2 separate regions of the Homo sapiens genome follow, and region 1 is linked to region 2. A link is a loop called in an ENCODE intact Hi-C map of the cell type or tissue named here. Cell type or tissue: K562. All regions are shown on one strand. Each heading gives the region's core, and the rest is flanking DNA. Links, peaks and the distances in the headings are about the cores only.

Region 1 (5,371 bases), core at 59-5,058, 390 kb after region 2:
GGCAACAGAGCAAGACTCCATCTCACACACACACAAAAAAAATGCATTTAAACCTTGCAAAATAAATAAGTCAACACCAAGGACACCTTGCTGAATCATTTTAGGGTTTATAATAACCAGCCACTGGAGTTAGAAACAAAACTGCCTTTAGCAAATACTCCTCCCTAACACTGGCTTTCTGAAACCCCATGTTTTATTCCTTTGAGTGCACAGGCACAGTGTGGAGGCTAAAGGGAGGCTTCCTATTATCTAGGCCAGCTGTTTTCTAGCTAACAGAAGAAGGAGGCTGTGTTGGGATCGGTGAGGGATGCAGCGCGGGGAAGGCAGAGAGTTGGTTCTGGGTCCGACTTCCACCAAAGAAAATTCAGCTCTTATGCTTTATTTTCTGGGCTTCCAGGTGAGCCTTCATCTGAAGAAAGGGTTCCATAGCTAAAAATAAACACACATGTTGAAAAATCCCCAACCTACCCAATCCTTTCATTTTAAAAAGGAGGAAAATGAAGGCCTGTGAGTGTAAGTGACTACAGCAAGTGAGAGAATGAGTAGCCAAGGCAGGAGTGGACCAGCCACAGGCTCTGAGCAACATGCTCTCATGCGTGCACTCTCTCCAGATCGCCAAGTACATTGCCCCTACAGGACGTGTCCCTGTCATCCATCATAGGGTTCAGGTCTATCCCCTGCAGCTCTTCCTCGCACAGCGCACAGCCATATAAGCGCAGGCTTGCAGGTAGGGTGTTGTTGCTGATATAATTTTAAGCGTTTTTTCTTTCTTTCTTTTTATTTCTTTTTTTTTTTCTTTCAGAAACAGGGTCTTGCTCTGTCACTCAGGCTGGAGTGCAGTTGCATGATCATAGCTCACTGTAACCTTGAACTCCCAGGCTCAAGTGATCCTCCCACCTCAGCCTCCCAAACAGCTAGGACACAGGCACATGCTACCATGCCTGGCTGATTTTAAAAAAACTTTTTTTTTTTTTTTTGTAGAGATTGGGTTATTGCTGTGTTGCTCAGGCTGGTCTCGAGCTCCTGGCCTCAAGCCATCCTCCCGCCTTGCCCTCCCAAAGTGCTGGGATTACAGGCATCAGCCACCATGCCCAGTCTATTTTAATCATTTTTAAAGTACTAGACACAGAGGCCACAGGCAGAATAGTAGCAAAAGCCCTGCCTATGTAAGATGAAAAATAAAAATATTCTGAAGTTTTCAGAAGTCAGTACTCCAGAAGTAAATCAATAGAAAATAATATTCGGTTGATAAAAATTGAATTTATACTCAAATTGTGAAAGAAGCAGGTGGAAAGGATGTGAACACACCCTACAGGATCTGTCTGCTGGCTGTGACCTTCATTCTTACAGCCTTCACTCATAAGGTAGCAAACCACAGCTGAGCTGTGTGGGTTCTGGCCCGGGTGCCACTCTGAGAAAACATCACGGACTTCCTAGACTCTGCAGTCACTTGGGGTTGCATTCTGGATGAATGCCACAGTTGCTGGCTCCTGGAAGGGAGGCTCTACATTTTCTAAAATGTGACAAAAACCTAAAGGGGCATAACAAAAACTGGTAAGGGGGGTGCACTATGCCAGCTATCCCTGGGGATTCTCATTTACAAAAGGGCTCCTTTAAATAAACTCTTAAAATAGTCCTGGTTTACCACTCACTAGTTGGGTGATTTAGCAAGTTATTTTATCTATACGTATCTCCATATTCTCACCTGTAAGATGGGGATAATTATGATACCTACCTCATGGGATGTTGTGAAAATTTAAGGAAACAGTTCCTGATTCCTGACAAATATTAGTCATTATTGTTATTATTCTTTAAACAAGAAAAAAAAAGACATTAAGTACTAAATAGAGAGGCCAGGGGCAGGAAAGTAGCAAGAGCTGGGGAATTTGACATGAAAAGTCAAAATGAAATGTTTCTGAAGCTTAATGTAAGTTGATAGACAATAATAATTGGTTGATAAAAAGTGGAACTTACAGATTGGGATCATAGCTAGCTCTACCATCTTCTCTGGGACCTCGCCGCTCAAAACCCGGACATTGAGCCGCAGCAGCGCCCTCACCTGGGAACTTCTTAGAAATGCAGAATGTCAGCACCCAACCCGGACTCTCCAGGTACTGAATCAGAATTCGCATTTCAACAAGATTTCCGGGGAATTTATGTGCATGTTACAGTTAGAGGAAGCCTGCTTGATGGTATGTACTGAGAGTTTAGCATGTAGGTCAAAGGAACAAGACCTCATTCTCTAGTTACATCTCCATACATTATCCTAAATCTTACACTGCTTTCCATTAGCTAAATGGTCAACTAACCATCTGTTAAGCAGATGCCCCTTTAAGGGACAGCATAATACTTAAGTATCTAAAGCAACTAACTCACCTTTTGTTAGTAATTTCAATAATTTTAAAATATCATCATCAAGTGCTAACATTTATAGAGCCCTTAAAACATGCAGGAATCAACATAAGGTGCTCTCCATATGTTCTCATTTAATACTCACACCCCCCACTGGAGTAACCATTACTATCCCCATTTTATAGAGGAGAGAACTGAGGCTCAGAGAGGCTACATCATTTTCTCAAGACCAAATTAAATGGGGGAAAGAAGGCCTTTTTGAAATCCATTCTCTTTCTACAAATTCAAACCCCACTCCCACAACATCAAAATAATGTATCTGTGCACTGGGGAGCAGCAATAATTATCCCCCTTTTCAGATAAGGAAAACTGAGACACAGAGAGCCAATGAATTATACAAAGTCACTGACCTGAAACTTAGGTTAGAACTGGGTCCATTACAATTCAACAACTTTTTCAAATTAAAGAATTCTGCTGCTAGAAATGGCAATGATAATGCAATGGCATTGGAGACAATGCCATGGCATTTTATTTCTGTTGGAAATAAAACACATCCAACAGAAAGAAGGATTTCCATGTATGAAGCTTTGTACAACCAAACCAAGGCACCTCAAATTTTGATCTCTGATCGTAAGAGATTATGAGGATGTCAGTTTCTTTGGGAAAACAGAGTTTCCAGACTCTTATTGCCATCGCCCCATCAATGTGGCAACTGATGCTTATCCACACATCTCAGCTAGCATCCTACATGACATTACTTCTGCATGCCTGTGAAATTCTCCTAACTACAGCCTCCCTGATTTCCTCACTAGGTCTTTACCCAAGTTTGATATCCAAATAGTTTAGAACTTGGCAAGATGAGTCAAAAATCTTTCCTTGATAGCCCCAGTGTCTATGGAAAATCAGAGACACAGGTTTTAGGATCCAGTGATGAGGGCTCCTTGCCCAGGCTCCACCCAGGGAATGCCTCCCTCCTCCATCCCTGGAGAGGGCAGCAGGGAACAAAGCAGGATTTCTTGGCTAAAAATGCTATATTAGTTGCTAAGATGACAACAACAAAATACCACAGGCTATAGAAGTCCAAGACCAAAATGATGGCAGGTTTTGTTTCTTCTAAGCCCTCTCTTCTTGCTTGCAGATGACAGCCCTCTTGCTGTGACCTCACATGGATGAGCTTCATTGCACAGATGTGTCTGGTCTCTCTGTCTCTGTGCCCAGATTTCCTCTTCTTATAAGGACACCATTTGATATGGTTTGGCTGTGTTCCCACCCAAATCTCATCTTGAATTGTAGCTCCCATAATTCTCATGTGTTGTGGGAGGGACACAGTGGGAAATAATTGAATCATGGGGCAGTTTCCCCCATACTGTTCTCATGGTAGTGAATAAGTCTCATGGGATCTGATGGTTTTATAAGGGGTTTCTCCTTTTGCTTGGCTCTCATTCTCTCTTGCCTGCCACCATGTAAGACATGCCTTTCACCTTCTGCCATGATTGTGAGGCCTCCCCAGTCACATGGAACTGTGAGTCCATTAAACCTCTTTTCCTTTATAAATTACCCAGTCTCGGGTATGTCTTTATCAGCAGTGTGAAAATGAACTAATATACCATTCATACTGGATTAGGCTATTTTAACTACATTACCTCTTTATAGAGCCTGTCTCCAAATATAGGCACATCCTGAGATACTGGGAGTTAGGGCTGCAACATAGAAATTTGGAGGAGACATAATTCAACTCATAACAGATGCTGAATGGATCACTAAGTCCTAGGGCTATGCTGAGGCCTTCTGGTCCATTCTGGGTTCAATAAGAACTAGAATTCACAGTAATCTGAATCTCTCGGCCTCATGACTCAGGGCACTCTGGGGGAGGAAGGAAGAGAACAAAATTCCAGGTCAGACACAAAACACGCCCCTTCCCTTCTCATTTCTGCTCCATGGGATCAGAGAAAAACAATTCTCAGCCTCACTGTCCACCAACCCAACCCACCTTCCTTCCCACACTCCGCTCATCACAGCTTAAGTAAGGCCACTCTGGTTTTTTGAGAATTTAAGTGGCACTCATAAAACAGTCTGAGTCAGAGACACAACCAGTTACTCAAAAGTACAAACTAAAGAACTCAGATCTGGCAGCCTGCAAGGCTTCTCCTGCCCTGGGGCAAGTGGTGATCAGCCCTCAGGAGCTGGCACGCGGTTTTCGAAGCAGCTGATCTGCCCAGCAGTAGGGGCTGGGGACCAGAGCCAGCCTCCGGGCCAGCCCACTCAGCCCGGGGCAGTGGCACCGTAAATGCCAGCGAGTAGGAGGGAGGAAAACCTGCACAGCGTGAACCTGTCAGGAGGTGCTCACTTCACACAGGGTGTGTGCCAATGGCTTCTAAAAACAAATTAGGTATTTGGGGTTTATAGGTATCCAAATCATGACACAATAGAAACAGAACAAGAGTGATATTTGCTGTTAAAAAGAAAACCTATGCCCATCAATAAATCCATTAACTTAGATAGCCCTAATTTTCAATTTTAGTAATCCAGCTATTCCTCATATCATCAAGTTTTAAGCTTGGTTCTCAAAACCTTCTCATATTAATATAAAATTATATCATCTTCCTTAGGGTTTTAAAAGATCATTTTGCCATTTCATTTGGTATGTGATAAATAAGTGCTTTAAAGTAATGATTTTAAATCAATATATTATTGAATATACTGAAGATTACATTTTAGAGATCTCTTGTGGTTGCAAACTAATACAACTATAGAGGAAAATTACACCAGCAAAAAGACAGGAGGAAACATTAATCCCCCACATAGAAATCTCTGTATTAATCCCCCTATTAGTTAATTAACATATACCAAAAAAAAGAATCACTAAGACATTTAAGGAAAACAAAAGCACAAAATTGGACCAAGATGAATACACAAACACATGATTCTAGAGAAAATAGATAATTTAAGCAACAGAAGAAAAGAACTAAATAAAAATTCAAATTGATATCCTCTAAGGCATTTGAGAACAAACTGTATC
Region 2 (5,371 bases), core at 197-5,196:
GCTTCCACGAGACTGGCTCTACCACCCTGACCAGAGAACGCCCTCTCCCTCAGCCCTAGTTTGCTCATCTGGAAACAGAAGCACCACCCCCTGACCTGCTTTTCTCCAGGGTGTGCTGGAGACCCAGTGAGGGATTCACCAGAAGGACAAGTAGGAGGTCAGGAAAGGTGACAGCTCTGCCTGGAGGAGCTGGAGAGTCTAACTGCCTCTGAGGATGCCAAAGCTGCCCCCGGGGCCCGAAGCCTGGCTCGGCTCCTTGCTCTTAGCTCAGCTCCTGGCTCTTGGCCGGGCCTCCCTGAGGGCTACTCCTTGGCTTCACATTTTCCTGCTGCTGGGCAGAGTGGGGTGGGACCCTGTGCTCCCTGCTGCCCCTGACTCTGGCTGACCCAGGGCCTACAGCATGGCCAGGAATAAGAGAGTGTACGGAGGAAGGGTCCAAATTACTCACAAGAGAGAGTTTTTGGCCGCACTCACAATACAGGAGACCCTATCGGCATCCACATAGTCGTAGGTGAACTCTTCTGGGTCTGTCTTGGAGCCTGACTCAGAGAGCAGGAGACCCAGCCAGTGGCCCATTTCCTCGGAAGACTTGGCCTGGAACGAGGCCAAGAGAGACATAAGCAGGGCCAGGCAGTGCTGCCTGGTGCCAGCCCCTCCCCACCAGGCCATGACCGTACCCCTACCCCTGAGCCTGCCCACGAAAGCCTCTGTAACAGCCCGGGGCTGTGCTTCTCCTGTTCACCAGCCTATCCCACCCCCCAGTGGCCCCAGATAATATTTCCTGTCGTCAGTGACATCTTGATGCCACCTCAATAATGCTGTGGACTTTTGTCCCAAGGGCCATATGAGATGTATATACATTGTGTTTCTAGGAGGTGAAAACTTATCACCAGGTGGTCACTATTAAAAACTGTTAGTGACCACCTGTTAATTAATAGTTTTTAAAATGATTAAAAAATTGTATGTCTTTTAAGTTGACACTTGTATTTTATGAACAATGCATGTCATTCCCCCAATCCCATATACAACAAGACTTCCTGGATCCCCAAGAAATAACAACATTCAAATTTATTTTGTTCATGGCTTCAGTAAAGTCGGGACATCTTTTAAATACCTTACACTAGCTCAGCTGCTAAATCATCATCAAAATCCCAGTGAATTTGGTATTTTTTTTTCCAGGGGACAATGCATTCTAATCAAATGCATCCATTGGGTACCTCAATTAAAATGTCCACACTGTTTCTTACCTTTATAATGAGAAAAAACTGCCCATTTAATCAAAGCTATAGGTTTATTTTGATGAGGAAAATCAGCCCCCTTTGGTATAACCCATAGCTCCATCACGTTTGCTGCTACATTCTCTTCATCAAAGAGGCCGTGATGAGCAGAATTTGACATTTAGTTGGTTTCCTTTTCCCAGTTTTTTTTTATTTTAAAGACAGAATCTTGTTCTGTCGCCCAGGCTGGAGTGCAGCGGTGGGATCTTGGCTCACTGTAGCCTCTGCCTCCCGGCTTCAAGCAATTCTCCTGTGTCAGCCTCCCAAGTAGCTGGGACTACAGGCGCCCACCACCACACCCAGCTAATTTTTGTATTTTAGTAGAGACAGGGTTTCACCATGTTGGCCAGGCTGGTTTCAAACTCCTGACCTCGGGTGATCCACCTGCCTCAGCCTCCCAAAGTGCTGGGGTTACAGGCGTGGGCCATCATGCCCGGCCCCCACTTAGTTTCAACTGGATTCTAAATACAGCTTTTCATGGGCCTCCCCTAGTCCAGGCTGCGTCTCTGCCCTGGACAGCTGCGACAGCTTCCTAGCAGGTCCCTTCTTGCCCCCTCCGATCCACTCCCACCCCAGTAGCTGGAGGAAGCATCTCAAAACCCCGATCTGAGCTTGCCGCCCTCCCCTGAAAGCCATCAGGGCTCCGTTGCTCCTAGGATCAAGCCCTGTCCCTCCCGCTCCAGCCTGTCACCCAGACCCCAGTACAAGTCTATAGCACCCTCCCCACTTCTTTCCAGCCATTGTAGCCCAGCGATTGGCTGGGTAATTTGCTGAATAACATCACACTCCCAAACTAGGATGTAAGTGCCACAAGGACGGAGTCCATATTGCTCTTGTCCACCATATTCCTGTGCTGAGAAGATGTCTGTTGATGGGGAACCTCTGAATGGATGAATATAAGCTACAAGCTGGACCCTGGGAAGCAATTGCGATGTGGGTCTTTCAGCCACCAGAGGGCAGGATTGGAGCAAAGTTTGGATGAGGACCTCCACATCAAAGACTAAGTGAACGGACATTCACGGGCAAGTGTGTGCTTCCATGCGTGGAAGGGACTCGGTCTCCGCCTGCCGCAGCTTGCAAAGCGTTATGTCACTTCTTATTTTTGTAAACGTAACATCACATCAAAGGGAGGATGGGGAGCGAGAGGAATGTAATTGTATCACAAAGCGAATTTTTTCCCCCAGATAAGCTCTAACAGTGTGGTTTTTACGTACTGGGCCTAGAGGCTCTCCCAGCTGGTGATACCCAAACAAAACAACACCCACTTTGAATCCCCAGCAGCTTTTCCAGTAGCTCAGAGAACTAAAAATACTCCTTCTGCCCTAAGTGCAGGAAGTAGCGCATGGTTCCACTCTTATAACGCAACTACTCTGAGGTCAGAAAAGGAATGGAAATTTTTAAAAATGCAAACAATCTCAGGCAAACGAAGTAAAAATAACACGCGGGGACATTGATTCTCCCTTAGTAGCATTACAGTCCTGGAGACTGGCAGCAAACAGCCACCACCGCCACACCCTGGCTGGCCCTGCTCCCCCTGCAGGCCGGCGGTACCTCAAGCTTGGCCAGCTCCTCGCCCTTGTGGAGGATGCGGAAGGAGTAGAGGTGGTCGGGGCTGGGGTCTGGGACCACCTCGCAGCCCACCAGGCTGAGGGGTTGCTGGGCCACCTTGCTCCGGTTCCGGTCCTGGTAGAAGTGCAGGTGATTGTCCCTGACAGAGCACCAGCGAGACTTCCACTGGCTGTTCACCAGCACGTTCAGGTAACCTGCAGGAGGAAGTGCAGATGCAGGAGGGGACAGGGCTGCAGGAGGGGACGCAGATGCAGGAGGGGGCGGGGCTTCGGGAGGGCACACAGATGCAGGAGGGGGCGGGGCTGCGGGAGGGGAAGCGGATGCGGATGCAAGAGGGGACTGGGCTCCAGGAGGGGACGCAGATGCAGGAGGGGACCGGGCTGCAGGAGGGGACGCAGATGCAGGAGGGGACTGGGCTGCAGGAGGGGACTGGGCTGCAGGAGGGGACGCAGATGAAGGAGGGGGCGGGGCTGCGGGAGGGCATGCAGATAAAGGAGGGGGCGGGGCTGCGGGAGGAGACGTGGATGTGGGAGGGCACGCGGATGCAGGAGGGGATGCGGACGCAGGAGGGGACGGAGCTGCAGGAGGGGTCGCGGATGCAGGAGGGGACTGGGCTGCAGGAGGGAGCGGGGCTGCAGGAGAGAGCGGGGCTGCAGGAGGGGACGGCGCTGCAGAAGGAGATGCAGATGCAGGAGGGGACGCAGATGCAGGAGGGGACGCAGGTGCAGGAGGGGACGCAGATGCAGGAGGGGACGGGGCTGCAGGAGGAGATGCAGGAGGGGGTGCAGGTACAGGAGGGGTTGGGGCTGCAGGAGGGGACACAGATGCAGGAGGGGGCGCAGATGCAGGAGGCGACGGGGCTGCAGAAGGAGATGCAGATGCAGGAGGGGATGCAGATGCAGGAGGAGATGCAGATGCAGGAGGGGATGCAGGTGCAGGAGGGGACGGGGCTGCAGGAGGGAGCGGGGCTGGAGGGGACGGGGCTACAGGAGGAGATGCAGATGCAGGAGGGGGTGCACGTACAGGACTGGTCGGGGCTGCAGGAGGGGACGCAGATGCAGGAGGCGTCGGGGCTGCAGGAGGGGAGGCAGATCCAGGAGGGGACGCGGGTGCAGGAGGGGACGCGGGTGCAGGAGGGGGCGCAGGGGCAGGAGGGGACGCGGGTGCAGGAGGGGACACAGGTGCAGGAGGGGACGGGGCTGCAGGAGGAGATGCAGATGCAGGGGGGGTGCAGGTACAGGAGGGGTCGGGGCTGCAGGAGGGGACGCAGATGCAGGAGGGGACGCAGATGCAGGAGGGGACACAGATGCAGAAGGGGGCGCAGATGCANGAAGCGACGGGGCTGCAGAAGGAGATGCAGATGCAGGAAGGGATGCAGATGCCTGGAGGGATGCAGGTGCAGGAGGGGACGGGGCTGCAGGACGGGATGGGGCTGCAGGAGGGAGCGGGGCTGCAGGAGGGGATGGGGCTACAGGAGGAGATGCAGATGCAGGAGGGGGTGCACGTACAGGACTGGTCGGGGCTGCAGGAGGGGACGCAGATGCAGGAGGCGTCGGGGCTGCAGGAGGGGACGCAGATCCAGGAGGGGACGCGGGGGCAGGAGGGGACGCGGGGGCAGGAGGGGATGCGGGGGCAGGAGGGCATGGGTGTCTAGGTGTGTCCTATGCTGGCACTGCCTCTAGGCTTCCTTAGAGTCCCCCAGATTCTCAGCTTCAGAACCCATCAGACACCTTCCCTGTCCTAAGGGATTGGAAGCTGCCCTGAGCTTTGGCTGGCTGAACCAGGCAATAGCGTGAAAATGCACAGCTACCTTCCTGCCTGGCCCAGTGGGGATCATGCATATCGCCAAGCCACATTAACACAAAGTGGAAGAATTAGAGACCAGGACTGAGATGACACACACACCCGTCACAATCCTCTGGACCACAGAGAACTTTGGATCATGAGAGGTGGGATCTCAGATCATTAAGCACCCCCAGTCCTGGGAAGGAGAGCAGCTGTATTCTCTCTCAGCCCTCCCCTAGCCGCAGGAAGCATACTTCACTGCTGAGTAGACATCCAGCAATCACCCAGCCACATCTCTTAAACAGTGACTCACAGGGACTGAGCTCCCAGGCCAAACATCATGCCCCCTGAGGCCACTGCCTGGCACCCTGGCTGGAGAAGCCGGAGAATGCAAAGACACACCTCCTAGCCCACCCCCACCACCCTGCCAGCCTCAAAACACAAGAAAACTCAACTGGGACTCAGGAAGGGAACCCAGAGATGGGACAATAATGGCCTTCAGGCCCCTGGAAGGATGACCCCCAATGTGGGACCCGCTTGGGGATCAAGATACCAGGCCCACCCCAAGATATTTCCCAAGAAAGGCTTGTCGCTCCTCCTAACCTCAGTTTCCCTGAGTATGAGCTAAGGCTGTAGAGATGACCTCTAAGAGCCTACCTGCACCCATACCCTCTGCACCAGTACAGGGTTCTCATTGTCCCCTTCATAGTCTCGGTTGTTCCCATTTCAGAGTCATTGCT

What was found. A loop is a pair of places that touch in the nucleus more often than their neighbours do. Peaks named below come from ENCODE experiments on the same cell type or tissue, not always from the same donor. Only the 100,000 strongest peaks of a DNase experiment are listed, where the experiment ranks them.
Region 1: it touches region 2 in a loop (7-fold over the local background); 18 of 110 quality-filtered maps call a loop at or near these places.

The regions. Positions count from the first base shown.
Region 1 is chr10:114,692,866-114,698,236 of GRCh38, forward strand. It overlaps a transcript of ABLIM1 not described here. Among named protein-coding and RNA genes, the nearest start is that of ABLIM1, 37 kb to the left of the region's middle. In K562, for the core only: a CTCF peak has its summit at 2,061 (motif pointing left); a DNase peak (open chromatin) is centred at 2,086.
Region 2 is chr10:114,301,891-114,307,261 of GRCh38, forward strand. AFAP1L2 (actin filament associated protein 1 like 2) reads right to left here. Exons shown (of 19, transcript NM_001001936.3): 11 at 2,829-3,040; 12 at 449-594. Among named protein-coding and RNA genes, the nearest start is that of VWA2, 65 kb to the left of the region's middle. RefSeq lists a silencer at 3,079-3,128. In K562, for the core only: a CTCF peak has its summit at 2,227 (motif pointing right); a DNase peak (open chromatin) is centred at 2,221; H3K27me3 peaks cover 325 bases.